3 separate regions of the Homo sapiens genome follow, and all the other regions are linked to region 2. Evidence: chromatin loops called from intact Hi-C (ENCODE). Cell type or tissue: HepG2. All regions are shown on one strand. Links, peaks and the distances in the headings refer to the core of each region. The heading gives the core; the rest is flanking DNA. Region 1 has its middle 6.6 kb from the start of LINC02919. Region 2 overlaps ADGRG6 (adhesion G protein-coupled receptor G6). Region 3 holds the start of LINC02919 (long intergenic non-protein coding RNA 2919).

Evidence for each region. Peaks named below come from ENCODE experiments on the same cell type or tissue, not always from the same donor. Only the 100,000 strongest peaks of a DNase experiment are listed, where the experiment ranks them.
Region 1: it touches region 2 in a loop (3-fold over the local background); 2 of 110 quality-filtered maps call a loop at or near these places.
Region 3: it touches region 2 in a loop (4-fold over the local background); 2 of 110 quality-filtered maps call a loop at or near these places.

Annotation. Positions count from the first base shown.
Region 1 is chr6:142,261,131-142,271,821 of GRCh38, reverse strand. No RefSeq gene overlaps it. Among named protein-coding and RNA genes, the nearest start is that of LINC02919, 6.6 kb to the right of the region's middle. In HepG2, for the core only: no CTCF peak of the experiment used is centred there; a DNase peak (open chromatin) is centred at 6,131.
Region 2 is chr6:142,326,186-142,336,876 of GRCh38, reverse strand. All of the region lies in intron 2 of ADGRG6 (adhesion G protein-coupled receptor G6), which reads right to left. Among named protein-coding and RNA genes, the nearest start is that of ADGRG6, 30 kb to the right of the region's middle. RefSeq lists a silencer at 2,211-2,505. In HepG2, for the core only: no CTCF peak of the experiment used is centred there; a DNase peak (open chromatin) is centred at 5,576; H3K4me3 peaks cover 1,251 bases.
Region 3 is chr6:142,250,242-142,260,932 of GRCh38, reverse strand. It overlaps LINC02919 (long intergenic non-protein coding RNA 2919), which reads left to right and starts at 1,015. Exons shown (of 2, transcript XR_001744395.1): 1 at 1,015-1,529. In HepG2, for the core only: no CTCF peak of the experiment used is centred there; a DNase peak (open chromatin) is centred at 1,162; H3K4me3 peaks cover 1,056 bases.

The DNA of each region.
Region 1 (10,691 bases), core at 2,104-10,103, 66 kb after region 2:
ATGAAATTAAGACAGTTGTATACTACTTGGTTATCTGCTACATTTCTCAAAATTGAAAATAAAAATTGTATATATCTTTGACTAATCATCAGAGAAATGCAAGTTAAAACCAGAGTGAGTATTGCCACACACCAGTTCGAATGGCTGTGGTTAAAAACAAAGATAAATGTTGGTGAGGATGTGGAGTGAAGGGAACCCTAGTACATTGTTGGTGGGAATGTAAATTAGTACAGCCATTATGGAAAACAGTATGGAAGTTCCTCAGAAAGCTAAAAGTAGAAATGCCATATAATCCAGCAATCCTACTCCTGGGTATATATCCAACAGAATTAAAATCAGTATGTTAAAGAGGTGTCTGCACTCCCATGTTTATTGAAGTGTTTTTCACAATAGCCAAGATGTGGAATCAGCCTAGATGTCCATCAATGGATAAATATGAGTGTGTTATGTGTACACAATGTAATACTATTCAGCATTAAAAAGGAAATTCTGTCATTTCCAACAACAGGAATAAACCTGGCTGACATTATGCTAAGTGAAATAAGCCAGATACGGAAAGACAAATACTACTTTATGTTATTTATATATAGAATCTAGAAATGTTCAGCTCAGAGAAGCGGAGTAGAATGGCAGAGACTGAAGTGGTGTGGTGCTGGAGGGGGGAAGGAGGAGATGTTGGTCAAAGGGGACAGTTGCAGTTAGATAAGAGGAATAAGTTTTCGAGGCCTATCGCACAGCATAATGGATATAATTAATAATGCATTGTATTGAAAATTGCTAAGAGAGTAGATTTTAAATGTTTGCATCTCAAAAAAATGATAAAGTATGTGAGGTAATGCATTTGTTAATTAGCTAGATTTAATCATCCACAATGTGTACCTATATCAAAATATTACCTTGTACTCCACAAATATATACAATTATAATTTGTCAATTGAAAATAAGATTTTAAAAAGACAAAAAAAAAAGATTGAATGTACCTTTTCAAACCCTCAAGAGGTACTATTTATGAATAGAGACGTTTCCTGAATATATTTTAAGAAAGTTATTTACTAAGGCTTGGCAGCTGCACAGAATCAGCCAGAATGTAAACTACGAATGGCAGGAGTTTTATCTGGTTTTGTCCACTGTTGTACCCCAGCTCCTGGTACAGTAGGCACTTAAATTTTTGTGGAATTAACTGGGTAATAATTTATAACTTTGGTGCTTCTGTGCTATAACAATCTCTATCTATCTTTAACCACCTATCTCTATTTATTCCTCTATCCTGGTCATCCAATCCTTTCCCTCTCCACCCTTCTTCCCTGTCTTTACTTTTTCTCTCTTCCCATCATTGCCTCATGTTATTAGAATCCTCATCACACACACACACACACACACACACACACACACACACACACACACAGAGAGAGATCTTGACAGTATTCTTTACATCTGCTGAACACATAAAAAATGTAAGTCATGCTGTCCTTAACCATTTTATAGAATTTGGATGTCTATAGGCCAGTTGATTTCAAGGTACATGTAACTGGTGATATTATAGAATATCTTCTGCAAAGAGTATAACATTATAGGCAAACATATCTATTATGAGCCAGAGAAAGTCAAGTTTGGTAAGATGATTGTATTAGTTCATTTTCATGCCGCCAATAAAGACATACCTGAGACTGGGTAATTTATAAAGAAAAAGAAGTTTAATGGACTCACAGTTCCACATGGCTGGGGAGGTCTCACAACCATGGTGGAAGGTGAAAGACAAGTCTTGCATAGCAGCAGACAAGAGAGAATGAGAGCCAAGCAAAAATCTTATAAAACCATCAGATCTTGTGAGACTTATTCACTACCGTGAGAACAGTATGGGGGAAAACGCCCCCATGATTCAATCGTCTCCCACCGGGTCCCTCCCACAACATGTGGGAATTATGGAGCTGCAATTCAAGATGAGGTTTAGGTGAGGACCCAGCCAAACCACATCAATGATGTTTCTTGTTATTCCTCTATAACTTGTACACTTGTCTAAGGTGTTTGCAGTGAATTGAATGTTAGGCAAAGCCATGGTGAGTTTTTGAATCTGAGGGTGCCCTAGGATAGCCTGTCGCTTACGTACAGTTTTCTGACAATGTGAGAAGTAAGCCAGGAAACACAGCTGTTACACATATATAATTTTTTTCTACCTAAAAACTCTCATTTCTACCCAAATGAGTACGATAAAATCTGAAGCAGAGTTGCTTCTTAATTTGTTTTTAATTTAGCAAACATTCCATTTAAAAACAACTTTTGAAACCTTTGTTTCCCTTATGTCACCCACTATTGAGTGGCAAGGAAAGGATTTAGAAATGGCATTTTCTAACCAATGCATGATAGCAGCTCTTCTCAACTGGTGTGGGTCACCTGTGTGCCAGGAGATACTGACCCTTCAGCTGTCAGGTAGATGGAGCCCTAGGGATGGTCATTTCTGACCAAAGAAGGCATGTTTGAAGCTCCTTAGGTAGTAGCTGGTGGCACAAGGTCCAATGGGGTGTCTTGCTATCCCTGCAGGTGACAAGCATGCTGAGCCACATCTAGCACTACCTCTCCTCAGTGAAGTGACTGGGGAAGCCAAATGGATGATCCACCACCTGGACAACTTCTTGAGCAACTGGTCTCAGAGAATGCCATTTTACCCATCGTGTTCCGACACTAGGGGAGCCACGGGAAGAGTTTGTGGCCAAGGAAAAGGCCCATAGACCGAGGTGAGCTGGTCTAAGGAAGCTTGGCCGGGTCCACTGGCAGTAGCAGCACCAGGGGGTGACTGCAAACTTATGTTTGCACAGATCATATGAAATTTTCATATGACATTTACCGTTGAAAGAAGAGCGAGGAGCATTCATTTTCTGAATATAATTTCAAAAGTTATAAATTTGGGAATGGTTAAAACATGAGGTTGTAATATTTTCGTCACTTCATTTTGTGAACAAAGTATCTCTTCGTGGGAGGTTAAGAATTTCATGTCGCTATTTCAAACTAACTTTAAAAAGATGTATTCACAAAATCAAGCTTAAGTTTCCCATTAACCCATTCAAAAAATGTAATTTTGAGGTTATATCTAAATTCAACATTTAATATCATCTCTAATAATTTGGGCTTTTATGATAGTTAAGTAATGTAAAGATAATTTCAGAAAGCCCCATATAAACATCCCCAAACTACTTGTAGCTTATCTTGGTGTACTATATAAACACTATAATTGTCTATTTTGCCATTATTTGAAAAAGATTGGGAAGTAATTCCTTATAGAGTACATTTAACCAGCAGATATAAAGTAATAATAATAATAAGAGGAATAGGCTGGGCACGGTGGCTCATGCCTGTAATCCCAGCACTTTGGGAGGTTGAGGCAGGCAGATTGCCTGAGGTCAGGTGTTCGAGACCAGCCTGGCCAAAATGGTGAAACCCTGTCTCTACTAAAAAATACAAAAATTAGCTGGGCGTGGTGGCAGGCACCTTAATCCCAGCTACTCGGGAGGCAGAGCCAGGAGAATCGTTTGAACCTGGGAGGCAGAGGTTGCAGTGAGCCGAGATCGAGCCGTTGCACTCAAGCCTCGGGGACAAGAGCAAGACTTCTCTCAAAAAAAAAAAAAAAAAAAAGAGGAATATGAGTACGAACAAAATCTCAGGTACTTTGTATCTTAGATCACTTTAGTGAAGCATTGGAGACCTCACTAGGACTCAGAGAGTTACCCATGCCAACAAACCAATGTTTTTGTGGTTGTTGAAAGGTTGAATTGTGGTCTGATAGATGTCTACAGCCACAGTGAGAAAGCTGTTCTGGGATTCATTCATCATCAGCAGCCAAATTGCAATTTGTTTTTTATTTCTCCATATCTCTCAATCCCTTTCCTGCTTCATTTATGCAATAGAGAAGACTGATACTGTAGGAAAATAGGCTAGTAAAATGAACAGCTCACACAAAAAGAAAGGGATATGGTTCTTACTTATATAAAAAAGGCACATGAACTCTCTCACAAGAGAAATGCAAATTAAAACTCTACTGAGATACAATTTCTCACCTATTACCCTGGGAAAAATTATAGAGGTATGACAACCTAGATGGTTGGGATATTGTTACAGCAAAAGACTGAAAACACCTCAAATTGTCGTCAAGAGACTGGTTGAATAAAATATAAACCACAATGGAATATTACAGAGATGTAAAAAAGGAATGGGTAATATCTATATATACTACTATGGGACAGTCTCCAAGATTTAAGTCCAAAAAGCAAGATAAAATGTGTTTAGAATGCTATTATTTATCAAAAAGAAAATGTATGTAAACCAAGTAAGGTTTATCCTTCCTTTGTTCTTTTTGTAATATAAAATATGTATATTTTGTAATATAATATCTTATTATATTTTGTAAAATAATATCTTATATTACAAAAAGAACAAAGGAAGGATAAATCTTATTTTAGTTAGCAATACGTGAAGAGGGGAACTCAGGTAGAAGGGACAGGGATGGGAGCTAGAGTTCTTTGACTGTATCTTCTACTTGTAGATTTGTCTTTTGAAACATACATGTTATTTAATATAATTATTTAAAAAGTTTAAAATTTTAAAAATTTCTAAATATTAAAAATAATTTTTTAAATGAACCTATTTTGTACCAGTTGGTGGCACAACCACACCAAGTGGAATTATTTCCAATGATTTTAAAACACAGAAATTTGTATAGTTTCAGTGGGGTATACAGAGAACAAAAAAGCTACTAAATATTTAGTTCTTTCAGCAATTATGTTATTAGTGGTAATAATGTTATTATTCTAGAGTGTTCTGTGACTCAAGTGTACTAAATCAAATGAACAGTTATGTAATACTCAAATTTTAGTGTCACCATTGTCATTGAAAACCAGGACACTTTGCATCAGATAAAAGAAAAATTCTGTAATTGTAAGACAGTTGAGGGTATGCAGAAACAATACAGTTCTGAATTTGCATTGAATGTATCAAAATTAATTTATATTTTATAGCTCTGTCCACTGAAAAGGCCTAGAAATGATCAGGAGTAATCATAATACCCCTAAGGAATGGATTCCGGTTCCTAAATCATATTTCCCACTAAAAGAAACATGTCTTAGAGATATGTATAATTCTGAGGTCTGAGGTAGGAATTGTATGAGATGAGCTTGGAATCTGTTATCATATGAGATGGCAATGAACTTATCAAAGACTATAATTGCATCAAAATGACTCAGGATCCAATCTAACATGGTCCTACCAACCAAAGATGTGACATCTATAAAGACAACAATACAATAGATGAAAACATATCATTTATGCTCATATTCATGAGTTCTAGTAATTTTGAAAATAACAACCACCACCTAAGACTTGTCATGAGAGGATGTCTTCTTAGAGCTGTGCTGCTGACTGCACCTCTTCCTACCCAGTCCTTTTCCTCCACAGGCATCGGAACTGCACTGCAGACCGAACTCTCCTCCTCTTCTATTCTCTTCCCTTAACCCTTCGTAAGCATTTCCCCCAATATCTCTCTTGCACTTCTAATCCCATTTTGGCATCTGTTTCTCTGAGGTCTAAAACTAACACACCCCCATCAGCACATTAGTAACAATCAGAACATCAGATATAGTAACTGTTTTCTTAGGCGATAGAAAAAGTCTGGCTTTGAGAGATAGGATAAGAAAACAAATTCCTGGAGAAGCTAAAGGAAGTCATCTTTTAATGGATTCAGGAAAGAGACCTTCAACTCTGGATAAGAACAGTGTTTCAGGAGATGTCCAGCCCTGAAGGAGTGAGTTTGAAAACAAAGAATTAGACTTATGAGTTCCAGAGAAGAGTGTTCTAGATGAGTTTCTGGCAGGGATTTGGGCCTAAGGTGGGAGGCACTTGAGAGATGTTGCAGAAAAGGAAAAGAAATCAAGGTTTGTCTCAGGTAGAGTTTCAGTCTCATTATAGACACTAAAAGTAAACTCTTTACTTCTCAGTCTGGTGTGGGACCTGTTCTAAATTTTACTTCTCCTCTGACTGCCTGCAATTGAGGAGCTTTACTCTCCACTATAGAGATAATAGTTTGTTCTTCCTTCTCATCTTCCACTGTCCTAACCCAGAGCCAACCTTGAACTAAGCCTATCATATAACACTTTGTTTGCATATCTGCTTTTTCAACCAGACTTTGAACTTCACTACATCTCCAGCCTTCAACATAGTACAAGGTATACAGCAGAAACCCAATAAAGAAACAAACATATACTAAATTGAAGGCAATACAGGACATTAAAATACATCGCTTTCAGGGGCAGAAGTCCTCAATATTCCTAGAAACATTTATCTAGTAAGAGAGTCTGAATAAAATGGGGGAGTCACACAGTCACGTACAGTAAACCCTTCTCTTGAAGGATCATAAATCAGAATAACAAAATAAAAGCTCTGAGAAGTCCTGTATTAAAAAATTTAAATTCATTTAGTCTGAAATTTTGCAGAGTTTACTGTATTCCTATTTACATGGAACTATGAATTTATAAGGTGGCAGTGAGTGGTGGTCTCTTTTTTGATATGGTAATTTTCAGGAATAAAATGGCTTTTATACTGACAATAGTGCTATTAATCTTCAACTTTCTCATAATGATCCTCTGACTGCTCTGTCTTATTTTATTGATCATAGTTTTTACAAAATCTTAATTTGTTCCTATTAACTATTCTCTTATAGATGTGTTTCGTAAAAGAACAGGGTATTATTTGCAAGATTAAATTTGTGTTAGAAGAATACCAAGATGGGAGCTGGGTCTTCTCAGTCAATTAAACAGGAGAGTTTCCAATCATCATTTAAAGTCACATGAGAAAGTGTTTTCATCTAGTATGTTGTAACAATTCTTTTTAGAAATCTATTACGTTTTTGTTAGTATTCAGGAAGGAAAATTAACTTGAGAACTTGACACACACACAAAATAGCTTCAGCACAATTTTTAATAACACACTGGTGTCTTTGAATATATGTACTTGTCATTCCTGTTTAACAGCACAATATTAGACAGAAGTGAGCCCATAACTATACTTTACTTCCAAGTAAACTAGTATAGCAATAATTTTTAATGGTTGAATAATATTTTATAAACAAGTGTTCACAAGAGTAAGTGTTCTATAATTTCTTCATCCACTCCCCTATTAGTGGGTATTAACATTTTGCTTGTTTTCTTGCCACTAAAACATGGTTGCAATAAACAGTTTTATACATCTGTTAGTGCTTATATTTCATTGGGACAGAGTCCCACAAGAGAGATGGCTAGGTCAAGAATATATTTATTTTTAATTTTAGTGTATTTTGCTAGATTGCTTTCCAAGAAGTTGTAACATATCACATTAACATTGAAAGTATGAAAGTAATCTTTATATTCATTTTGACAACAATGGGGTGTTGTAGCTCATTGTTAAATTTTACTAGCCTGATGGGTACAAAGTGATCTTTCTGGGTTTTTTGGCTTTATTTTTTTTTCAAACAAGCATTTCTTTTAAGTGTTTCTTGCCCATTTAGATTAACTCCTCTGTGGTTTATGTACTCCTAGGTTATGCTATCGGATATGCTATTGAGCTGTCATTTTCTTGTCAATTTTAATAGCTCCTTGTATGAGTATACATTAATGCTTTAACATCCACATTACAAATATTCTCCATCATTATAATCACCTCTTGATTTTATTTGTAACAGTTTTGTTATATAAAAGCTTTTAATTTTTTTTTTTTTTTGAGGCAGGATCTGGCTATGTCACCCAGGCAAGAGTGCAGTGGCATGATCTCGGCTCACTGCAGCCTCAACCTCCCAGGCTCAAGTGATCCTCCCATCTCAGCCTCCTGAGTAGCTGTGACCACAGGTGTGTGCCACCATGCTCAGCTAATTGTTTGTATTTTTTGTAAAGACAGGGTTTTGCCATATTGCCCAGGCTGGTTCCGAACTTCGGAGATCAAGTGATCCACCTCTTTGGTCTCCCAAAGAGTTGGATTAAAGGCACTGAGCCACTGTGCCTGGCAGAAGCTTTTAATTTTGAAATTGTTATATAATTCTGAGTTTTCAGTGTTGGTTAAAATTTTCTCTACTCCTAGATTTTCTTACAAAAGTATTCTCATTACAATTTTACATCTAAATTTTAATTGTTAATCTGAAAAAGGTATAATAATGCGTTATTTTTCTTGTGTTTCTAAGCTTTTGGACAGTTCATATTCAAAATTAAAGCCAGTGCTTTTAATCCAGAAATACATCACTTGAAAATGTGTTGGAAGATTTTTTTTAAGTAAAAACACTTACTAATATACTGCTTAAAAATATACTGCTTAAAATATACTAAATAAAAATATACTGCTTAAAAATATACTAAAACAATACAACTAATAAACTGCTTAAAGATAAGCTGATTCTGTGTTTCCTAACTCTCTGGACTTCTTGTAAGATGTAACCTGAAATACTCTCTCTAATAGAAGAATCGAATCGAATGTGGTCTATTTATTTTTAGTGTGATGAGAGGTATTCCTGTTTTGTTAGTTTGTTTGTTTGTTTGTTTTTTGTAATTTCAACCTTTATTTTAGATTCAGGGGATACATATGCCGGTTTGCTACATGGATATTGTGTGATGCTGAGGTTTGGAGTACAATTGAGCTCATCACCCAGGAAGTGACTATAGTACCCAGAAGTTTTTCAACCCTTGTCTGCCTCCTTCTCCCACCTCTAATATTCCCCAGAATCTATTGTTGCCTTTTTTATGTCCATGAGTACCCAATGTTTTGCTCCGTCTTGTAAATAAGAACATGTGGTATTTGGTTTTCTGTTCCTGAGTTAATTTGTCTAGGATAATGGCCTCAAGCTGCATCAATGTTGTTGCAAAAGACATGATTTCATTCTTTTTTATTGCTGTGTAGTATTCCATGATGTAGATGCAGCACATTTTCTTTACCCAGTCCACCACTGATGGGCATGTAGGTTGATTCTATGTCTTTGCTATTGTGAATAGTGCTGTGACGAAAATGTGAGTGCATCTGTCTTTTTGGTGGAACAATTTCTTTTCTTTTGGATATACACTCAGTAATGGGATTGCTGGGTTGAATAGTATAAATTGGTGCAAAAGTAATTGCATGTTTTGCCATTGAAAATCATGGCAAAACCCTCAATTACTTTTGCACCAACCTGATAGTTCCAAGTTCTTTGAGAAATCTCTGAACTGCTTTCCTCAGTGACTGAACTAGTGTGTATTCCCACCAGCAGTGTATAAGTACTACCTTCTCTACACAGCCTTACCAGTATCTATTATTTTTTGACTTTTTAGTAATAGCCATTCTGACCAGTGTGAGATGATATCTCATTGTGGTTTTAATTTGCATTTCTCTGATGATTAGTGATGTTGATTTCTTTTAATGCTTTTTGGCCACTTGTATGTCTTCTCTTGAGAAATGTTTGTTCATGTGATGAACTCTGATGGAATGCACTATTTATAAATTTCTCTATGTGTTTAATTAAATATTTTGTTTTTTTGCATTTGGGGGCTATGTTTTTGAACACACACAAGTTCAGCTTTGTTATATTTTCCTATGAATTTTTTGTTAGCAGTATATAAGTAATCCTTTTGCTTATATTTTATACATGGCATGCATATTTTATACATGATTGTGTTAGGCCATTCTAGCATTGCTATAAAAGAATACTCAAGATGGGGTAATTTGTAAAGAAAAGAGGTTTAATTGGCTCTCAGTTCTGCAGGCTGTACAAGAAGTGTGGCACCAGCATCTGCTTCTGGTAAGGGCCTCAGGGAGATTTTACTCATGACAGAAGGCAAAGGAGGAGCAGACACATTCACATGGCAAGGGCAGGAGTGAGAGAGGGAGCAAGGGCAACAACTGACTCTTGAGTGAACTCATTACTGTACGGATGGAACCAAGCCGTTCATGAAGGATCCACTCTCTTGACCCAAACACCTCCCACCAGGCCCCATCTCCAACACTGGGGATTACATTTCAACATGAGATTTGGATTATTCATGATGTATCCCTTCTTTCTTTACTTTAAGTTTATTACTTATCTTACATGATTTTCTCAAATCTTTATTGTTTATTATTTCTGTGGGTTGATCAAATTTGTATTCAATTTATGTTTTTAATGACCTTGTTTTAGAATTTCTGATGATGTAATTTTACATTTCATCAATGGCTGACTTTTCTTTCTTTGCTCACATGATCAATCAAAAATAACCCAAACATGTCCCCCTAAATTTCAGTTTACCATTTAATATGCTCTAATTTTTCCTTATTTTTCTGCCATCCCAATATCATAAGAATGTTAGAAAACTTTCACCATCCTTTTCCTATAACTTTTCTTCCTACCCCCATGAGAACTTTAGAATGTTTTACTTCATCTTCTCTTTGTCCACTCCACCCTAACTTACATCAAGAATTTAGGGAGTTGTGCCATATTTTTATCCTCTGTAACAGTTTTTTCAGATAGGTATTATATGTTACCCGAAGATTACATATAATTTGCCAAGAAAAACATTGTTGTCTGGTGTTTTTCAGGACTATTTCTTTCTCTTTTCTTTGTTAATGATAAGTGGATTTAAAAATACAAATTTAGTTTTTTAAAGTTAAATTAATATTTTTCCAATAAATTATTTAAGTGTTATCTCAGTATTAAAATTTACCAAAGATAAAATTATTCATGT
Region 2 (10,691 bases), core at 1,601-9,600:
GGTTCGAAAACAGATTGCCCCAGGGCCATTTCTCACTTCAGTTCTTATATCCATCTGAGATCGAGTACTTATAAGATCTCTCACAAACTCAGTTTGCTCATCTGCATAGTGACAATAATACCACCCCTCTAAGGAGGGTGTCATAAAAGAAGGTAATAAATATGCATGTGTGTGTTATCTATGTACAAATATATCTATGTATGTGTCTACATATAAATACATATAATGCTAACATAGTACACAGTTCCTTAGAACATGCCTCAATATACATATGGTGGATGTTACATTTATTTTAGTAGAATTGCTATATTTGATTATCAGTAGCATGTTTTGTAGCTGCTACCATGTAACAGATAAGCTATTTGAACCAAGGGCTGTGGTTATTTATTTTCAACCCCAGACACAACCCCAGAGAGCAAACCACAAACAAGCAAACCTTTAAGTACTCCAAAATTATGGTGTTATCTGTATGTATGATGAAACTAATTGTGACCAGGGAATTTGCCCTTTCTGAATTACTAAACAAAAATCAATCTTAGAAAAAGGTTACTGCACACATAACAGTATTTCAGAGAGAACTGAAAGTTCCATGTTAGCATGCCCTGATTGTCTACTTCTCCCTAAGGAAGAAAAATAGCAACAATCACTGTCTTCCACTGGAGTTTGAATCAAAATTACAAATTTATCCCACATAAAGCCTTTATCCTTGAGAGAAGTCTGAGCTGCCTGCTGCATGGAAGACCTGCACATAGACCTGCACACAGAGAGGCACTGCTATCATGCAGAAGGGGAAAAAAGAGATCATAAAAAGTTGCTTTGAGTAACAAGCAAAACTTTGACTAATGTAATTTTACTGTTTGTTCTTTCACATTTACAAAATTATATGGCCACCCCAGTTCCAAACCTCTTGAAGGGATGGTTCACATCCCCCATGGAAACTTCCATCTCACATTTTTTTCTTACTTCTTACTACAGGGGCTCCCAAAGGATCCCTGATTACATTCTCTTGAAATTTTCTTTTCTCAGATTCCAAGAAATATTCTCTTGGTTTTTCTTCTTACATCATTAAGTAGTCTATAACACCTTCTTCTCTGATTACTTTTTTCTCCTTTTTCCCTAAATTTTGCTGCTGTCTATAGTTCAGCTCAGAGATCTCTTTTCTCTCCCACCCCACCCCCTATGGTTTTCCTATTGGAATTTCATCAGACTTCATGATTGCAGATTCATCCTCTGTGTAAATAACTTCCAAATCGGGATCTCAACTCCTGACCTCTGTTCCATGCACCACTTCTGCAGTGTGGGACACCAGTGGACAAGACAACCTCCTTTCCCACTGATGCCCTCCAAAGCTTTTCTCTCCACGTATTTCCATTGCAATGAAAGGCAGCTCTGTCCTCCCAGGAACTGAATCCTCACTACTTCTAACTGTAAAAGGCTTTCTTGTGCTCCCCTGTTCTCCATTTTCATTCTCTATTTATATTCTGGCCTTCGATTTTCTCACCTAACTTTTTCTACTTCCCTTCCAATCCTCCTTTTTAAAAACTCCTTCCCCACCACTACCAAGATCAATAATTGTGTAATAAAAAGTTCACATCATGTCCATCTCTATTTCAAAAACAACAAAACCATCAAAAGAAATCAGGTGTCCACCAAAAACCAAACATCTAAACCTGAAATTCAAGGTTCCCCATGACTTAACACTATTTCTGATCTCTTGGTTCTCAATACTATCCTCCGATCACCTGTAATAAACAAGAATATTTGCCTGTAGCTCTTTAAACACGTCTTTTGCTTTCTTACTACTGCACTCTGTGTAAGCCCTTTCCTGTCAGAATGCTGCTAAATGCAACAATAAACTCTTTCTAGACATGCTTTTGTCCAGTGCCAATCACCTTTATTCATTCTATTAAGATTTATAATCACTCCCACAGGTTTTAAACAATATGGCTTTCAAAAAATCTTATATTTTGTTTATTTCCCTCTAACATATTATTTTGAATTTCATTTGATTACTGTTTTAAAAGGATTGCCACAGTTCATCTTATTTCATAAGCCTAAGTACTGCCCTCTGTTTATTAAAAGATACTTATGAAACACAGTAAAACTGAGTATGAAAGAGAAAAAAGGTGTAACCAAAACAGTCATAGAATCACAAAATCTTGGTAAGGGACCTTCAGGTTCACCCGATTCAAACTCTGACCTCATGCTAGAGACCCTTGATTGCAACCCTGCCAATCTTCTAGCAGCTACCTGACTCTCCAGTGACAGGAAGCTCATTACTTTGGGGAAAAAGCCATTCCACTGTTGGCACATCTTATTGTCAGAAAGTTCTTCCTTATTCTGGGCCAAGACATACTTCCTGTAGCTTTTCCTCATAACTCCCAGCTCTAACTCTACAGGCACTTGGGCTTCTGCTACGTGTGGAGAGTTAGGTAACAGCACTTCTATAATCTGTTAATGTTTGCAAATTCACTTCATGGTTTTAGGGGGCATAGGATGGTATAGATAGCCTGGATTCCCTAGTGTTAACAAGTGTAATATATCTGGCAATGTGGAGTAGTTTTGTTTTTCCTTCTCTTGTCTTTACCACCTTTTTCCTTTAGCCAAACACTGTTTTTGATTCCCTGCTTTTTATGTGAAATGTTATTCTTCTTAGCTTCCTTCCTGAATTATTTCTTCCATCTTTTGTCTAAGAACTTTGTATTTCCATTAATGATCATATTTCTAGAATTTCAAGTTGAACATTCATATCTTGGGGTAAACCTTGGAAACATCCTGAAACTATCATAAAACAGATGCCATATCCATTCATTTGTTGGAAAACCGACTTTCTTCCTTCAGACAAAAATCTGATATCATTTATCAGTGGTAATTTACACCACATACCATCCCTGGTAAAAGATTTTATTCACCAAAATATATTTGAATTAAGAGCAATGACAGTGTGGACAAGCCATAGGATTAGAGACAGAAGGCCGGAATTAAAGTCCTTCCCTGCCACTTAGTGCTAATGTGATGATGGACAAATCCATTAACTTCTCTGTGATTCAATTTCCTCATCTCTCAATAATAATAAATTACAATGTACCAGGGACATGGATATCTATTGTATTGTTTCAGCCTCACCAGAGTGTGAAGTAGGTATTATTGATCTCATCTTGAAAAGATAAGAACCCTAAGTAATATTTCCAGATTCTCAGACCTTGAAGCTCAAAAGTGATGAAGGTGGCCGGGCATGATGACTCATGCCTGTAATCCCAGCATTTTTGGTGGCCAAGGCAGGAGGATTGCTTGAGCCCAGTAGTTGAAGCCTAGCGTGGGCAACACAGTGAGACCTTATATCTACTAAAAAAAACTTTTTTAAGTGATGAAAGTGAGATTACATCTCCATTCTGCCTGACTGCAACATTCAGTCTTCACTACACCACACATTAATATCAATAAGAAAAACAAGCTGATAGTCCAGGTCTGCCATACCTTGTGATCCTAATGTTATATGTAAACTCTTAGGGAAATAGTACAATGGGTCAGAGGGGATATAACCCTGAAAAACCAACAAATATGCTTGGTGATGAGTTAAAACAAAGGAGTCATCATACAGACAGTGCTCTTTTTCTAACCATCTGGGTCTCCCATTCTGTCCCCTAGAGGAGTTTGAATGACAAATCAAACTGAGTCACTGACTGACAAATTCAAGCAAGAAAATAATTTAATACTGTCTCAATCAAGACTTGCATCATATATTCTCTTTGCTCTGAAATGTAAGGCACATGACAGGATTATACTTTTCCACACTTATCACCATTTCAATCACCATTTCAATAATGGAAACCTGTGACCATCTCCACTCTAGCTTTTGCAACAGTTCAAATAATTCTCAGTCAGTAACTGCCAAGCTATTTTTACGCTCAGTATATTTCCTAGTGTACTTAGGCTAGGATGATAACTAAACTGCACACTAGCACTTCCATGTGCTTAACTTTCCAGGCGTCTGACAGAAGCCCTTACCTGGAAGATTCAAGAACTCCTCCTGGCTTGTTCTTACTGCCACGATCCTTCAGCCCATATTATGGTCCTTTACTTGTTGCTTGGGAGGATGAAGGCCGAAGGGTATTTTCACTAACTTAAAATCCCAAAGATAACAATAGATGTCTAAAAGATAAACACAATCTACTATATTGTGTCTCTCTTGCAAAAGCTATCATTTTTGGCGTGGTAAGTAATAATGTTTTATGTCCACATGACATCCAAGCCCCATGGCAAGATTTATAAGAAAGGGAAATCATTTCCTAGAGAAACTGCCTTGGAATGAGGTGGCTCATTATCTAAGCCAGCAGAACGTCAACTCTGCTTAACCCAGACTTCCTTCACAAAAAAAAAAAAAGCAAAAAACATGCTAGTTAAAAAATTCGAATTTAGTGGAGAACAGAGAGCCAACTGAGGTCTCAAGCCAGAAATTTACAAAATTTACTTTAATAATTAAAAATAAAAAACTTTCAATGTCTATGTAAAGACACCTAATACCTAAATATGCTTAAGTTTCTCTGTGAATTAAATTAGAAGAGGTATCACTAATATGCTAGGACTTTCTACCTACTCATCACTATGTGGTAAGTCAGCCTCTCTGCTGCAAACATTCAGTATTCGAATCTTTCACAACTAAAAGAACCAATAATATACTACATATGTATAGTTATTTTACAGTGATCGAAAAGGGGCGGCCACCTATATTGTGATCTTAAATCCCATTCCATCTACTTTAAGAAGAATTGTGAGCCATTCCTATATTTATATATGGTTTCTCTTTTTCTGAAGTATCAATGATATGTATTTTAGATTTAACAGCATATTACTCTAAAAACCTAATGATCTGTATTTAATTGTCCCATTATAAAGCTGTTATTACTGCAAAATACCAATATGGTACCGAATTAATAAAAATACAGTTAACTTTTCTGAGATAACATTTATTTGCATCTCACTAAAAGATGGCCTAATGACTAGACAAAAAAGTTAACATGAAAACATGCCAAATTCCACAAGCTGTGAATGAAAATGATTAGTTAATGAGGGGAGTGAGGGGGTGCTAGCAAGCAGTGACACGTATTTTCCTACTTAGTCACAAATACACTAAACAAAAAAAGAGCGTTTACAAAAAAAACAGAGAAGGCAATAGTTTTCATTATTCTATTCCATTAACACTGCCAACAGTAATCAATATTTTTGCTTTTAAAAAAGTAACAATCTAGATCTACATTCTGTAAATAACACTGCATTTCAGGACTATTTTCATCAAGGAAAGCAAAATGAGATCAAGTTAACAATATTTCTAAAAAGTTTTTTAAAGTACCCTTTTCAGAGGGTCATGTCATTGCTGGGTTCCCACTGCATTTTCGTCATACAGCATGATGATTATACCGACAGACACAGAACAGAAGAATCTCTTTTCATTTCTGACTCTGCAAGATGAGATCACAGAAAGCCTCACACAAAGCCCATGGGCTGCAGGATATGTCTCACTAGGCCTAAAAAGACACAGCTCTTTTCACTGTGGCTTTTCTTTGAACTATACACTTTAAAGGAGCCATAAGATTCAGAGGGGAGGGGCAGTGAAAAAAAAGAGGCAGCATATCTTCTCAGATCTAAAAGCATACAGATGGCAAAGGTTAGACCTTAGTGGGGAAACACTAAAAAGTCCAGGACAACTGAAAAACACTAGTTTGATAGTTTTTTTTTTTTTTAACTCTTTTCTACCCTGCTGTATTCCATAGAATGTCCATGTCACATACAGCCATGTCTGACCTCAACTCCAAAGGAGCTTTGGCTTCCCTGGGCCCCAGTCGGTGACTTCAGGCAAAGGCAAGTTTTGCTTCTGAGTTCCCATAGAAAAACTGTTCCTCAAGTCCAGTTATATAAATGAAGCTTAAAAAGCTTTTTTTTTAAAGAAACAATTCTGAATTTGTTTACATGGGAAAGAATTATATACTCTAAAAATATTGGCTATAGTTCCTCTGATGTATAATAAATTGAAAATCAATTTTTCAAGGTCGAAAGAGCATGTTTTTATACTCTGGTTTTGAAAATGGAAAGAGTAAGTTGTAAATTCCTCCTCCTCAAAACCCCAAATTAATGACAATCAGGGGAAAAGGCATATACAATATTTGCAACTTTCAGCCCACTAAATGCATTCCATACTATAAGGTTATAGAAAATCAAATCCATCTTCTTCTCAAGCATATTTTATTCCTCTTCCTGAAGGGAAAGGCAAAACTGTAATACATCATCTGTTTCTTGATTCTGAACAGAGAACAGAAATCTCTGAATCTAAAAATGGATCTGGTGACCTAGTATATTACATTGAGGGTTAGGGGAAGCCCTTTCCTTAATATGGTTTTCATGATTAATGAATGGCATTGCCATATTTACTCCCACATCTTTCCGGCTTGCATGAGCTTGTTTGGCTGAGAATAACATCAAGAAAAAAATGTTTTCACCACCGAATTTTTTTTCCACATTTTATTTCATTTTTTTTTAACTTGTAAGTTCAGGAGTACATGTGCAGGTTTGTTACACAGGTAAATTTGGGTCACGGGGGTTTGCTGTACAGATTATTTCATCAGCCAGGTATTAAGCCCATTAGTTATTTTTCCTGATCCAATGCAGCCATTAAAAAGAACGAGATCATGTCCTTTGGAGGGACATGGATGGAGCTGGAGGCCATTATCCTTAGTAAACTAACACACGAACAGAAAACCAAATACCACCTAATTCTTAACCTCTCCCTTTTAAAAAAAATTGCAGTGGCAAAAAAAAAAAATTGCAGTGGCAAATGAAAAATTTCTTCCAGCAGAATATGTTGTTTTCCTTGCCAGAGCCTAGTAGAGACTAAAATAAAGAAGCACACAACTGCAGGCTATATATGGGCTGCAGTGGAGAGTGAAGTTCATCAGTGCTCACGTATCTCACCTTTACACAGCTGTCTTCCCAGCCTCCTCCTTTTCTACTCCCTTCCTATAAGTGGCAGATATGTGACTGTTGTCATTGCACTGCAATTAGAAAAACTTAGAGAAGAATAAGATATCTTAAGGAGTAACCAAGAATGCATTAGCTACTGAAGTATTTGTACACCAATGTTTAAATGAAAAAGAAACCCTCAAGGCAGGAATACCTATTCACCACTCTAAGGTCCTTTCATTTACCCTTTGTGTTGATCACAAACATGACTCAATGATGGGAGCTTTTTCTACAAACAATGATTATTCACTAAGGGAAGGGGGAAATGCTAGTTTATATTAAATTCACTCACGTTGTGACAATTTTTGTTTTAGTAAGGACTGTGATGATCTCGTAAGGTAACAAAATAGATGCAAAAGGCTGCAGAAGATGGCTGATGCTTATACAATTATTTTCTTCCCTTTCAAAAGTGAAAATATTAGAGAAAAATGAAGAAAATAACCTTCAAATATTTTGGCATAAATGTCTTCTTTATAGCTACTTTTAGTTACTAATAAATTATTAAAATGAAATTGCAAACAACACTCAGAAAGGAAAAAATATGGCTAATGAGCCATGAAGATTATATATTACCCCAGAAACTCTCCCAAATTGGTTGTCTCCCCAAAAGTTCATTTTTAAAGTCCTTGGTTGAAACTTAAAATATTACTTTCCAAAACAATACTTCATGATTCATTGTGCAAATAACTGTGCTAAATAATAACAACTATAGCTAACATTTTACTTATTTAATTATCACAAAGACCTCAGAAGGCAGGAAGTACCATGACTGCATTTCACAGAGAAGTAACTTTTCCAGGGCCCATATGAAGTGTAAGTAATAACACCAGTATTCCAACTTACAGTTCATCTTCAGAGCCCACACACTGAACCATTATACTCTACTACCATCTCAGGGAGCCAATGTGGGGATGTGGATATAAGTAAGAAAAATATTATAAATGCTGGACAGACTTTTTAGGTAGCTCAGGACAAAAATTAAACTACAATTTACCTCAATGTCAATTTCATCGATTAAGAGTTTAAAACAGTCCAATTTTAGCTAACATCGAAATCACCTGGAAAGCTTGGGCAAACACAAGTCAATGAGCGCTACCCCAGACTTTCTGACTCAGTAGGTCTGTAATGACGCCCAAGGATTTGCATTTCTATGGCATTCCCTGGTGATACTCTACTGTTGGTTCCAAGACCAGACTTCACTTGAAAAACCACTGGTATAAAACTCTCTGGCAATACTTATAATTGAAACATAATAGAAGAAATTTTGTTGAGTACAATTACTGAACTATAATTAGATTTAAAAAACACAACCTGACTCCTGGCTATCAAGATGAAAGAAATGGAATCAGAAAAGGATAAGCAGGTCAGCCCAGTGGCTCACACCTGTAATTCCAGAACTTTGGGAGGCCAAGGTGGGAAGATCACTTGAGCTCATAAGATCGAGACCAGCTGGGCAACATGGTGAAACACCATCTCTACAAAATACACAAAAATTAGCCAGGCATGGAGATGTGTGCCTATAGTCCCAGCTACTCAGGAGGCTGAGGTGGGAGGAGGGCTTGAGTCCAGGAGGCAGAGGTTGCAGTGAGCTGAAATCATGCCACTGCACTTCAGCCTGGACAACACAGCAAGACCTTGTCTCAAAAAAACAAAACAAAACAAAAGGATAAGCATGTAAGGAGGTGTAAACCTCCATAGCCTTTGCTTGATATTGGTGGGCCCTTTGGAGGTTTACCTCCAAGATAATGGAAAAAACAATGACTAAGGACTAAGAGTCTGAAGAACTGCGTTCTGTTTTGTTTCTGTTTTCCCATAGGGCTGGCACTTAAGTATTCCTAACTTTGGTCTCCTTATCTGTAACGTAGGAAAAATAATTCTTTTGCCTTTTGGGAAGGAGGGAGAAATTGTAAGAATCTGATGAAGTAACTGAAAAAAAAATTACACACCAAGAAACAATATGCAAAATAAAGTAACATTATTGAGATATTGATCAAATTTGATTTAATCTCAAAATGTAGGATTCTTGTTTTCTTTCAAAAAAATTAAATGTTAACACTAGTTTATGATTACTGATCATTACAATGAGTCATGGAGGCATATTTCAACTCAAAAGATTTGTAAAAAAGTGGAGGAGTAAATGGAAGGGAATTCAGTGAAAAAACTGATAAAGAGCTTACCCTTTATAGAAATAGCTGACTTCCCAAATAGGATGAATAAAGATTGGTTACATAATACTCTTGCAGAGAAAGGGAAGTGGAATGATGACAGGTAAGAAGCCATCAGGTGCAGGTAGAAGAGTTCTGGTGCTACACAATGAGGGAAATGATAATACACATTTCCTATAAATATCTAGTAGCTTATCTTCCAACTGAATTGAATAACGATGTTCAGCCTCAGAGGTTTACTCTATGTCTGTATTAATTAAAATCTGTTTCTTGCTACAGCTGATTTTCACACTGTGTTCCAAAACATTTCCTAATATAGACGGTGAACTCCATGTGTTAAGTTTGAATGAGAAGATTTTCCAGTTTACACAGAAAGTTGCTGTTATGGTACTTCCAGTTCCTCCTAGTCCCCAAAGACTTTTTTTTTTTAATGAATTCCTCTTTTTATCTTTTTGCCTATCATTAAGTTAAATCTATGGTTCATTTGCCTCATTCTTTATTTTATGAGGCTTTAAAAATTAAAACATTTTTAGAAAAGTCATATTACCCCACTGACAACTGCATTACATCTAAAAACAACTTAATTAATAAAGCATACACACCCAAACAAAGTACTGGAGCAAGATGGAATACTAGTCTTTCATAATCAGACCAAGATGAGAAATTATCTTGGGTACTTTCACAATACCCATGATTTGGTACTAAATCATTAAATCATGTACTAAACGTTTTCTGGATGCCATCAGTTTCTGAAAGAATGATCTGTGTCAATTAATCTTAAAAGGATTCTTAAAGTAAAAAGATTTTCAAATAAAAAGCAAATGTATGCAAATATAAATCCCACAAGTCTACAAAAAGGGTTCAGAGCCAGCTAATCACTCATGCCCCTCCACACACATACACACACCCTTAACCCTCACTTAACATGACTGCATGACTCTTTCCACAGATGCTTCTGTGATCACTTCAGCCATGATTTATCTGTCTCCACCTAATAACGGAGTTTTGATAACAGATGATCTCAGTCTCATAGAATGAGTTTGTTCTCACACCATTAATTTAAAAGAACAATGAACAGTCAAGGGGTACATAAGAACAAAACTCTGTTCTGTACAAGGAGTTGGTATTCAGTGTGACACTCATCTTGAACCATATTCAAGACCAAAGAAACCAAAAAAAAAAAAGCCAAGAGTCTGAAAACTCACGATCACTATTGTATATTGTAAATAATTAGGTCCAGCAAGATATGCCAATTATCTTTCTAAAATTCTAGTTAATTTTTCATTACCATTTCTTTTTGTATGGGAGTTTTGAAAATTCACAATTTTGCAGAAAGGAAAGGGAAACACAACTAGAAATCACTTATTAAGAAAAATCTTTTTTTTTTTTTGCTGGGAGGACATGCAGAGAAACAATAAAGTTTTGAATTTGTTTTGATGTATCCCACTTTAAATCCGTGTACATGAATTGTTCCAGAAACAACGTGTTTAAAGTCAAGTAGAATTATTTTGA
Region 3 (10,691 bases), core at 581-8,580, 75 kb after region 2:
TCTTAACTATGAGTTGTTGATTACTCATTGTTTTCATCCTTTCTTTTCATGTTAGTATTTAACATTATACCTTTTACTATGGACAGTTTTGTAGCTGCAGGTTACATTTTTTTAATATAGTATGGTCATCATTGTTATGTTCTAGTTTCTAATGTACGTTTTAATTTTTTCTTAGAGTCAAAATAATCTGGAAGAGGGTTTTGATACTGATATATATTAAATTAATATATATAAATGATTATATTATTTGATAAAACTTACTGTGAATTATTAAGTGTTCAATATTTATATATATTCCATGTGTGTTTGTAAAGACTGTGTACCCTCAATTACTGGGTGCAGAGTTGTGCATCTGTTCATTAGATAAAGCTTATAAATCATATTTTTCAAATAATATAGGTTCATATCAATTAATTACTGGAAGAGGTAGGCTAAAATGTCCAACTCTGATGGAATTTCTCTATGTGTTTAAATATTTTGTTTTTGCATTTGGGGGCTATGTTTTTAAGCTCATACAAGTTCATCTTTGTCGTATTTTCCTATAAATTTTTCCTGTTAGCAATATATAAGTAATCCTTTTGCTTATCATTATGCTGCTGGAATGTATATTTTATTAATAAGGCTTTATTTATTTATTTATTTATTTTTGAGACAGAGCCTCACTCTGTCACCCAGGCTAGAGTGCAGTGGCACGATCTCAGCTCACTGCAAGCTCCACCTCCCGGGTTCACGCCATTCTCCCACCTCAGCCTCCCAAGTAGCTGGGACTACAGGTGCCTGCCACCACGCCTGGCTAATTTTTTTTGTATTTTTAGTAGAGACGGGGTTTCACCATATTAGCCAGGATGGTCTCGATCTCCTGACCCCATGATCTGCCTGCCTTGGCCTCCCAAAGTGTTGGGATTACAGGTGTGAGCCACTGCACCCGGCCAATAAGGCTTCAATAGCTTTGCTTGGTAGTCTTTTTTTTAGTCTATCATTCTCTATCTCTTTATTATATTCAATGTATTTTGATGTGTCTCTTATAAACATTGCAAGGATTTGTTAAAAATCTTATCAAACAGGAATGACTTTCACTTTTACCCATACAAAACATAAAGCTAAAAGATTGGACAAAATATGTGAAGCAATGATTTCCAGACAGTGGACTTTGGACATTGACAGTGCAAGCCTTTAATCCCTAACAGAAGAGAATCTCACGAGATGACTCTCACTTCATGCTAGCTCTGTGCCTGGAGAAAATTTTCTGAGCACAAAGAGGTAGAATGCAACCAGAAAGAAAACTGTGGCCCTACTGAACTGAGGAAGAAGAGGTCAGAGTTCTGGAATCAGAAAGAGCAAGTAGGAAGGGTGCTGCACCTAAGGACTCTAGATCCTTGGTTTGGGACTGGGCCTCACACATGTAATGTGAGGCTCTTGAGACTGAGGAGGACTGCTGTTCGGTCAGGATCAGAAGGAATATGCTAGAGTTCAAGCCACCATGCAAGATCCGTGAGCAACTCCTTAGGTGAATTGTGAAAGACAGCCAGGTATACTCTTTGCTATTGCAAATGGTCACACTTTCACTTCTATCCAAGACTTACTGTTGATTTTACCTTTCCCCTCTGTTTTCATTATGCTTGTGGGTTTTTTCCTGAACCTTTTTCACTCTGTCAAAATGTGTGCCAGGGCTCTCTGGGACCATTATCCAAATAAAACATAAAAATATTTCTTTGCCAATTTTTCTTAAAAGGAATTGACCTGTAGTGTCATTAAAAATATAAAATTGATTTGAGGGTAGATATAAGACCCAAATATCATTAACCAGGTATTTAAATAGGAATTATTTAACTAGATAAACTCCTTGTCAATGCATATTGTCAAGTTTTAAAAAATGTTACTCAGAGACTGATGCAATCAACTCGCTAGTTCTGGAATAGGGTAAAGACTAGAGGCAAAGAACAGTTCATGAGAATTAATAGTGTAGGTAGCCATCTACAAAATGTTACTGACTGGCCTGCCATAGGCTCTGTCATAATGTGGCCGACTGCCACGGTTACTACTTGAGACGGTCATTATAGCAGTTACTGTTGTTACTGCCTGAGACCGTCATTACAAACTGAACGAAGGGACGAACTTAGAAATTATAACAAAAAACAAAAGAAACTGTTTTAAAGGAAGGGAAGCCGGGGAAGAAGAAGAGAGCTCCCCACTTCCAGTGAGCAAAGGCACCCCTGAGCTTCCACAGCCCCTCCTATTTATTGGGTAACAAAAGCGAGGAGAAGGAGGTAACAACTGGTCAGCTGCTTAATTGATCACACGTTCATATTGTTACTAACAGGCTTCAGATGTACCTAATCACAAGAAACACTGCGCTTGGGGCATGACTGCCCTCAGCATTCCTTCTGGATGGCAGATGCAGTTTTGTCAGTTTGTCACAATTCTGCATTTATGAGAAACAGTTTTGTTGCTTACTCATATAGCCTCCAGTGGTATACTGAGTTGATCACGACCCTCATTCTTTCGGCCTGTAACATCATAGGACCAAGATTTATGCTTAGAAAATTCCTTCCAGTCTTGACGTCTACAGACATCATGTTCTTCATGCCTCTGGAAATTCTTTTTTTTTTTTTTTTTTTTTTTTTGAGACAGAGTCTCGCTCTGTCGCCCAGGCTGGAGTGCAGTGGCATGATCTCAGCTCATTGTAAGCTCTGCCTCCCGGGTTTACGCCATTCTTCTGCCTCAGCCTCCCGACTAGCTGGGACTACGGGCGTCCACCACCATGCCTGGTTAATTTTTTGTATTTTTAGTAGAGACGGGGTTTCACCGTATTAGCCAGGATGGTCTCGATCTCCTGACCTCGTGATCCACCTGCCTCAGCCTCCCAAAGTGCTAGGATTATAGGCGTGAGCCACCGCGCCTGGCCTGGAAGTTCTTTTTCTCTGTTTTTTTGGAGACAGAGTCTCATTCTGTCCTCCAGGCTGGAGTGCAGTGGTGCAATCTCGGCTCACTGCAACCTCTGCCTTCCAGGTTCAAGCGATTCTCACGCCTCAGCCTCCTGAGTAGCTGGGACTATAGGCGTGTGCCACCAGGACCCGCTAATTTTTAGCAGAGACAGGGTTTCACCATGTGGGCCAGGCTGATCTCGAACTCCTGCCCTCAAATGATCTGCCTGCCTCGACCTCCCAAAGTGCTGGGATTACAGGTGTGAGCCACCACGCCCAGCCAAAATGGGATGCCATGTTGCATAGGCCAGGAAATGAACCTGGACCTCCTGCATGGCAGGTGAAAATTCTACCACTGAATCACCCATGCACCTATGGAAGTTCTTTCACAATACCTCTTGAAGGGGTAGTATTTAAGTGGGATCAGCTCTTTCCACAGGAATAATCAATAATTTCAGTGGTTCTCTTAAGGTCCAAGGGGCTTCCATCTATAGTCTGATTTGATTTGGCAACATCAGATGTGTTGAATGGCACTGAGTAGACACTCACATCTTACCACTTGTGCTATGAAGCAACAGTGATTCCGAGATACCAGGTGACTTTTTTTTTTTTTTGGCTTGTAAGCACCAGTGTCTTACTCTTTCCACTTCTCCTTGCTGCTTTCCTAGCAACAGTTCCCAGCAGCAAGAGCTTCTGTGAGCTTTACTATTTGGTCAGGCACTAGTCTGTAGAAGAGAGGTGGGGCAGATCAGAGCCAAAGTCCCTAGCTCAAAAATTTCTCTTCAACATTATTTTGGGGTGGCACCAAGAATGATAGGCGTTCCCAAAGCCACATTTTGCTATAGCTTCTCCTCTGCTCTTCCTATGGAGTTTTCATAGTGAACCTGACCTCATTTACTCCCTTTTTTTCCATCCTCAGGCTTCCTTCTCACTCCTCTCCTCGGGCATACAGTAACCCCTACTCTATCACTTTACTCATTACCCATTTACACGAGAACTGCACTGACCAACATGGTAGCCACTAGCCACATGCAACGATTTAAATTTAAATGAGTTAAAACGAAATTTAAAATTCAGTCACTCGGTTGTTCTAGCCCCATTTCAAGTGCTCAATAGACACATGAGGCTAGTGGACTAAGAAAGTAGACGCACAAATATAGAACATTTCCATCATCACAGAAGCTTCTATTTGTTGAACAGAGTTGCACTAAAGTATAAATGACTAATAATAGCTTAAAATACTTTTCCTTCTGGGAGAGCTATATTTAACTGAATTCTTTTACTAAATGGATCCAGCTCTGATATTAGCCTTTGTTTAAGAGAAGGTTTATAAGCATCCAGCCTCTCCGCTGCCCCAGAAAGCTTAACACCTAGACCAGAGGTGCTCAGATCTATTTGCACATAGGATCACCTGGGAAACGCAATCAGACTCTCAGAAGGGAGCGGGGCAGGACACTTTAGTTTTTAAAGTCCAGGTGATTCTAATATTCAGTTGACATTGAGAACCACAGACCTAAGCTGTTACTTGGGATGGCCAGGTCTCTGATGGTGATAATTTTGCTTTAGGTGTAAAGTAATCCATCAGCCTGGCTTGTTACTTCCCAGAGCCACATTTACTATTGCATTCTGATTTTTGCTTGGGCTCCTTTGGCCCCAGAAACTTGCTTTGCTTTTCTTTAACTCGCAGCAATTGATTTTGTTAGAGTTTCTGTCTAACTGACTAATATATTTAATACTTAGTAATACTGATAAGGAGGAAGCCTCAATGATGCAGGTAATAGAGTGATAAGCAAATTTAAGGCGTAAGGCAGGAAATCATTGGTTATTTGCTTTCTGCTCTTCAAATAACCACATTCATTTCCTATTAGCCAAACTAAAAATAACAGAGTAAAGAGAAAGAATATTTTTCATATAGTTGTCAGAGGCCCGCAGAACCCAGAGCCAAGAACAATCACCGCAGACCATGCAGTGGAAGGCACTACTTTACTTACCTAGAGGAAGGAGGCACTAGGATTCAAGACACACACAGCTGTCTAGAGGCAGGACTACACAGCTTGGTCACTCCCAGCAGAACTCTATCCAGTCTGTGCTCCTGTCTCCCTCTGGTTCATTTAAAGCATCAATGTAACTACTCAAAATTCATATAACAAAGCAATATGTTCATTCAAAGCAGTATGTAACTATCAGAACAGCTTAAACCAAAAGCTATTGGGTTAGGAAAAAATGAGTTAGGGAAAATGGATTGGGGGAACGGGTTAGGGAAAAAACCACGAGACAAACCCAAGTTTTTTTGGTCCTGTTTTTTTTGTTTGTTTGTTTGTTTTTGAGACAGGGTCTTGCTCTGTTGCAGTGGCGCAATCATGGTTCACTGCAGCTTTGACTTCCTGGGCTCAAGTGATCCTCCCACCTCAGCCTCCTGAATAGCTGGGACTACAGGCATATGTCACCACACCCAGCTCATTTTTAAAATTATTTTTTTAGAGATGGGGTCTTGCTATGCTGTCCAGACTGGTCTGGAACAATGAGTTCAAGCAATCCTCACGACTTAGCTTCCCAAGGTGCTGGGATTACGGGTGTGAGCCACCATGCCTGGCCAGTCCTAAATGTTATACATTTTGTGGAACTCTCTTTAAGGATAGAAAAAAACATTAGGTATGAAACAAATATTTATAAAAGGTTACAAAACAAATAACATTACAGTTTTCAAAGACTTTCTCCAAATCAGAAAATCCAGAAAAAATATTTTATTTATTAACTGCTGATACATCTTATACTACTTCTACTGTAATTTGTGCTGCACGTAACAACATTTTTTTTTTGTAGAGATGGGGTTCTCACTATGTTGCCTAGGCTGGTCTTGAACTCCTGACCTCAAGCAATCTTCTTACCTCAGTCTCCTAAAGGAATTACAGGTGTGAGCTACTGTGCCTGGCCTATAACAACTTTTATATCACTATTTTGGCAAGAATAGTATGCAAATTCTGTCTTTCCACCATTGTGAGGGGTTAATATTATTAGCCAATATTTATAGTTACTGATAGTTTAGAAAACTTTCAGCTTCAAACTCCATTATTGATAATGCCATATGTATTTTTAGAATCTTCATCAAATCTAAAAAAAACTCTAGTTCCTTTTTTATATATAAGCTGTAAGATTTCTGGCATTTCAAGTTTTCTTGTCTATTGACTTATTTTAAATGCTAACGCCCACTAACCAGTGTGACGCTGATGTTTTTTATGGTGAATTAGGAGTGTATGTTATCTTTGCTAATGTCAGATTTCGTGCCATGTCAGCAAGAAAGTTAATAAACGCCTAAGCAAGAGCAAAGAGCATGGCCCAGCAAAGGAAGAAGTGCCCTTTGGCTGGAGCATGGTGTAAAGGGAGATCTAGAGGGGACATAACCTAGAAAGGTGTGTTAAAGCCAGGTCGGACACGAGTTGTAGTGCCAAATGCTGTTGGTGGTTGAGGATAGACTATCATGCCTCTCAGTTAAAGAAAGAATTAAGAAAACTGTTTATGGATTACTGAACACATGAAAGGAGTGTAGGGTACAGAGAATTTTCAATAGAGTCAGACAAACCTCTGGATTCTGTCTCTACCCTCACTAGCATGTGAGGCCTCCCCAACAACCAGTCATGGGAGTGACTGCAAGCTACATAAAGAGATCTCACTAAATCCAAAGTGAATGTGTCATCAACATCAACTCAACTAGCCCTTAGCTGTATTTCAAAAATGACATGTTTACTCCAACTCTACCTGGCAAGGGGGGAAACATGAGGGATCTGAAGTTGGATCAAAAAGGAGAATATTCTGAACTAATTGGATAAAATGTCTTACTTTTGCAAATTTTACAAGTACATATGGCCATATGAAGATACTACTGGGACCCCACCTAGAGTCTTGGTGTGGCACAGGCAAAGGAGAAGTCCCAAAGCTTAAGCATCAATAACATCAATGTAAATTCTCTGCTTGGAGCCAGATGCCTGGGTTTGAAACTTAGCTGTGTAACTGTGCAGAAGTTACCTAATCTTTCTGGGCCTCAGTTTCCTCATTTGTGAAGTACTAACAATAGTATCTACCTCATAGGGTGGTTGAGAGGATTGATTTATATATGTAAATAGCTAATAACAGTGCTTAGCACATATTAAAGGCTTTTTATCTTAGAACAAGCTTGTCCAATTCACCTCACGTCTCAAAGGCTGCATGCGGCCCAGGATGGATTTGAATGCAGCCCCACACAAATTTGTAAACTTTTTTTTTTTTTGAGACTGAGTCTCACTCTGTCACTCAGGCTGGAGTGCAGTGGCACCATCTCAGCTCATTGCAAGCTCCGCCTCCCGGGTTCATGCCATTCTCCTGCCTCAGCCTCCTGAGTAGCTGGGACTACAGGTGCTCACCACCACGCCTGGCTAATTTTTTGTATTTTTAGTATAGACGGGGTTTCACCGTGTTAGCCAGGATGGTCTCGATCTCCTGACCTCATGATCCTCCCACCTCGGCCTCCCAAAGTGCTGGGATTACAGGCATGAGCCACCGTGCCTGGCCAAATTTGTAAACTTTCTTAAAACACTATGAGTTTTTTTGTGATTTTTTTTTTTTTTTTTAGCTCATCAGCTGTTGTTAGTGTTAGTGTATTTCATGTGTGGTTCAAGACAATTCTTCTTCTTCCAATGTGGACCAGGGAAGCCAAAAGATTGGACACCCCTGTTTAAGAAGTATATTAACAATAGATCACATTTGTATGGTATTCTTCATTATAATATGATTCATCTGATCCTTTCAATATTTCCACAGTCTGGTTATCCTTGTTTCTATTCTTCAGATGAGAAAATCCAGGTCACAGGAGTTTAAGCAATTTGCCTCCCACTGTGTTTTAGATGTCTCTCCTTAGAGCTTTTTTGCCTGCCTCTCTTATTGCACAAATGATATGGCGACATGACAACATACGTATTTGTCCCCATCCTCCACTCAGGAATAATCACTGATGGAAAGGCCAGGGTCTTGTCTGACTTCAAATCCCCAGGGCCTGTTAGTGGGCAATCAAAGCAAATGTATGCTTTATATGCCTATATTTCTTTTTTCTTTTCTTTCTTTCTTTTTTTTTTTTTTTTTTTTTTGAGACGGAGTTTCACTCTTGTTTCCCAGGCTGGAGTGCAGTGTTGCGATCTTGGCTCACTGCAACCTTCATGTCCCGGGTGCAAGCGATTCTCCTGCCTCAGCCTCCCAAGTAGCTGGAATTACAGGCACCCGCCACCATGCCCGGCTAATTTTTTGAATTTTTAGTAGAGATGAGGTTTCGCCATGTTGGTCAGGCTGCTGTCAAACTCCTGACCCCAGGTGATCCATCTGCCTCAGCCTCCCAAAGTGCTGGGATTACAGACATGAGCCACCACGCCCGGCCATATGCCTATATTTCTTAAAGGACTAGTCCTTATTTCTACCACCTGACTTCATCTATAAACTCCGTGGATGTGTCTTTCAAGGTATAGAAATATGATCTTCTCTAGACATGCTAATGGTAATAATTGTTTGAAATTCCCATTCTTTTCTTAAAGAATGAGGCCCTCTTTTACATTATGGGGAAAACATGTACATTTTCTGACTATATTAAAGCATGGGAACTACTTGAAATGGGGAATTAAAAAACAGTTCTTCCTTTCAACACAAGCCAGTGGAGAGAAACAGAGCATGCTGGAACTAAAGTCATCCCCACATCTTTTGTTGGCCTTCTTCTAATAACTGGAATTTCCTTTGGAAATCATTTATTATAGGTATCTACTATTCTTAGAGCACACTTATTGGCTGTAATTTCTTGCCAGCTTGCAAGTTATTTGTAATGTTTTCCACCATCAAGAATCCCTGTTGTGGTTTATTTTGAATGGACTGATTGCCTAGTTCCACTGGAAAACTTCTATGATGGAATTTATAGCTACTTGATTATGTCTTTCCACATGTTTTATGTATTTAAAGCTCCTGGGGATTAGTGCATAGAAAACACGTGGATTTGGTTTGGGCTCTGATTTTTACTCATTTTCTCTGCAGGATTCCTTCAACCTACACAGTGACCAACCTCATCTCCTCCAAATTTCAGGTTGTGCTGCAGCCTAATCAATCAGCAATCTGAATAAAAATAAAACTGGAAAGTTATCCTTTCCAATCACCAACTTTCTCAGTTCACCTTAATAATCTTTTGTAGATGCTACAAAGCTGTGGTATCTCAGCTGTGTGAGAAAGCAAAACAAAACAAATTGAACTGGGCTTTTTTAAGAGCCCAGCAGATTAGAATTTAAATGTGAAGATTGTCTTTTTTTTTTAAACACACTATCATCCTATTGAGAAATGATTCCAGATTTACAAACTGAATAATAATGAAATTATATAACTGCTTTTCAAACTAAGAAAACTAGGTTTGCAGACCCTAAAATTGAGCTACTATTTGCTCCAGCATTCCCATTATTGAGTATATACCCAAAGCGAAATAAATAGTTCTATCAAAAAGACACATGCACTCAAATGTTCATCAGAGCGCTATTCACGATAGGAAAGACATGGAATCAACCTAGGTGCCCAACAACAGTGGATTGGGTAAAGAAAACGTGGTATATATACACCATGGAATACTAGACAGCCATAAAAAAGAAAGAAATTATGTCCTTTGCATTGACGTGGATGCAGCTGGAGCCCATTAACCTAAGCAAATTAATGCAAAAACAGAAAGGCAAATAACTACATGTTTCACTTATGAGTGGGAGCTAAATATTGATTACACGTGGACATAAAGATGGGAACAACAGATACTGAGGACTACTGGGAGGAGGACATGGGCTGAAAAACTATTGGGCATTATGCTCACTACCTGGGTGACAGGATCATTTGTACCCCAAATCTCTGCATCATGCAATACACTCATGTAACAAACCTGCACAAACCTGAATCCAAAATAGAAGTTGCAAAAAATAAATAATAAAATTTGATTTTCTCTTTAGATCTTTCTGGTGAAAAATCCAGGTAATCAGAGTTGTCCTTGGATGAAGACATCCCCAAAATGTGTTTGATAGTTCTTCAAGGAGCAGACCTCTCCCCCTCGGTCTTTACTATTTTATTTTATATTTTATTTTATTTTATTTTTTGAGACAGTTTCACTCTGTCACCCAGGCTGGAGTACAGTGCTGTGATCCTGGCTCATTGCCACGTCTGCCTCCTGGGTTCAAACAATTCTCGTGCCTCAGCCTCCCAACATAGCTGGGACTACAGGCATGCACCACCATGCCCAGCTAATTTGTATAATTTTAGTAGAGATGGAGTTTTACCATGTTGGCCAGGCTGGTCTCGAACTCCTGACCTCAAGCAATCCACCTGCCTTGGCCTCCCAAAGTGCTGGGATCACGGGTGTGAGCCACGGCACCCGGCCGTTCTTTACTAATTTATTTTTACCTCCATGTAAATTTAAGAACTTTTTTTACTTATCTGATATTTAACACTGAGCATTGAAAGAAACTAAGACTTTTGAGCACGTGAAAACCACTGACTGAAAATGGAAAGTTAACATGTGAAATGGAAATTAGCAAGGTAACAGCAGTAGCAAAAAAGATATAAATAATAATGGTTTCAACACTCGTTATGTCTTCACATTTTTTGAATCCTTACTAGTCTTCACTGATCCATATAAACTCCTGGAGAAGCCTAGAAATAAAGGAGAGGACGACTCTACTCACACTCTTTCTTCCACTCCAATAATGGGAGACAGAGAAGAAAAGGAAAGAGAAA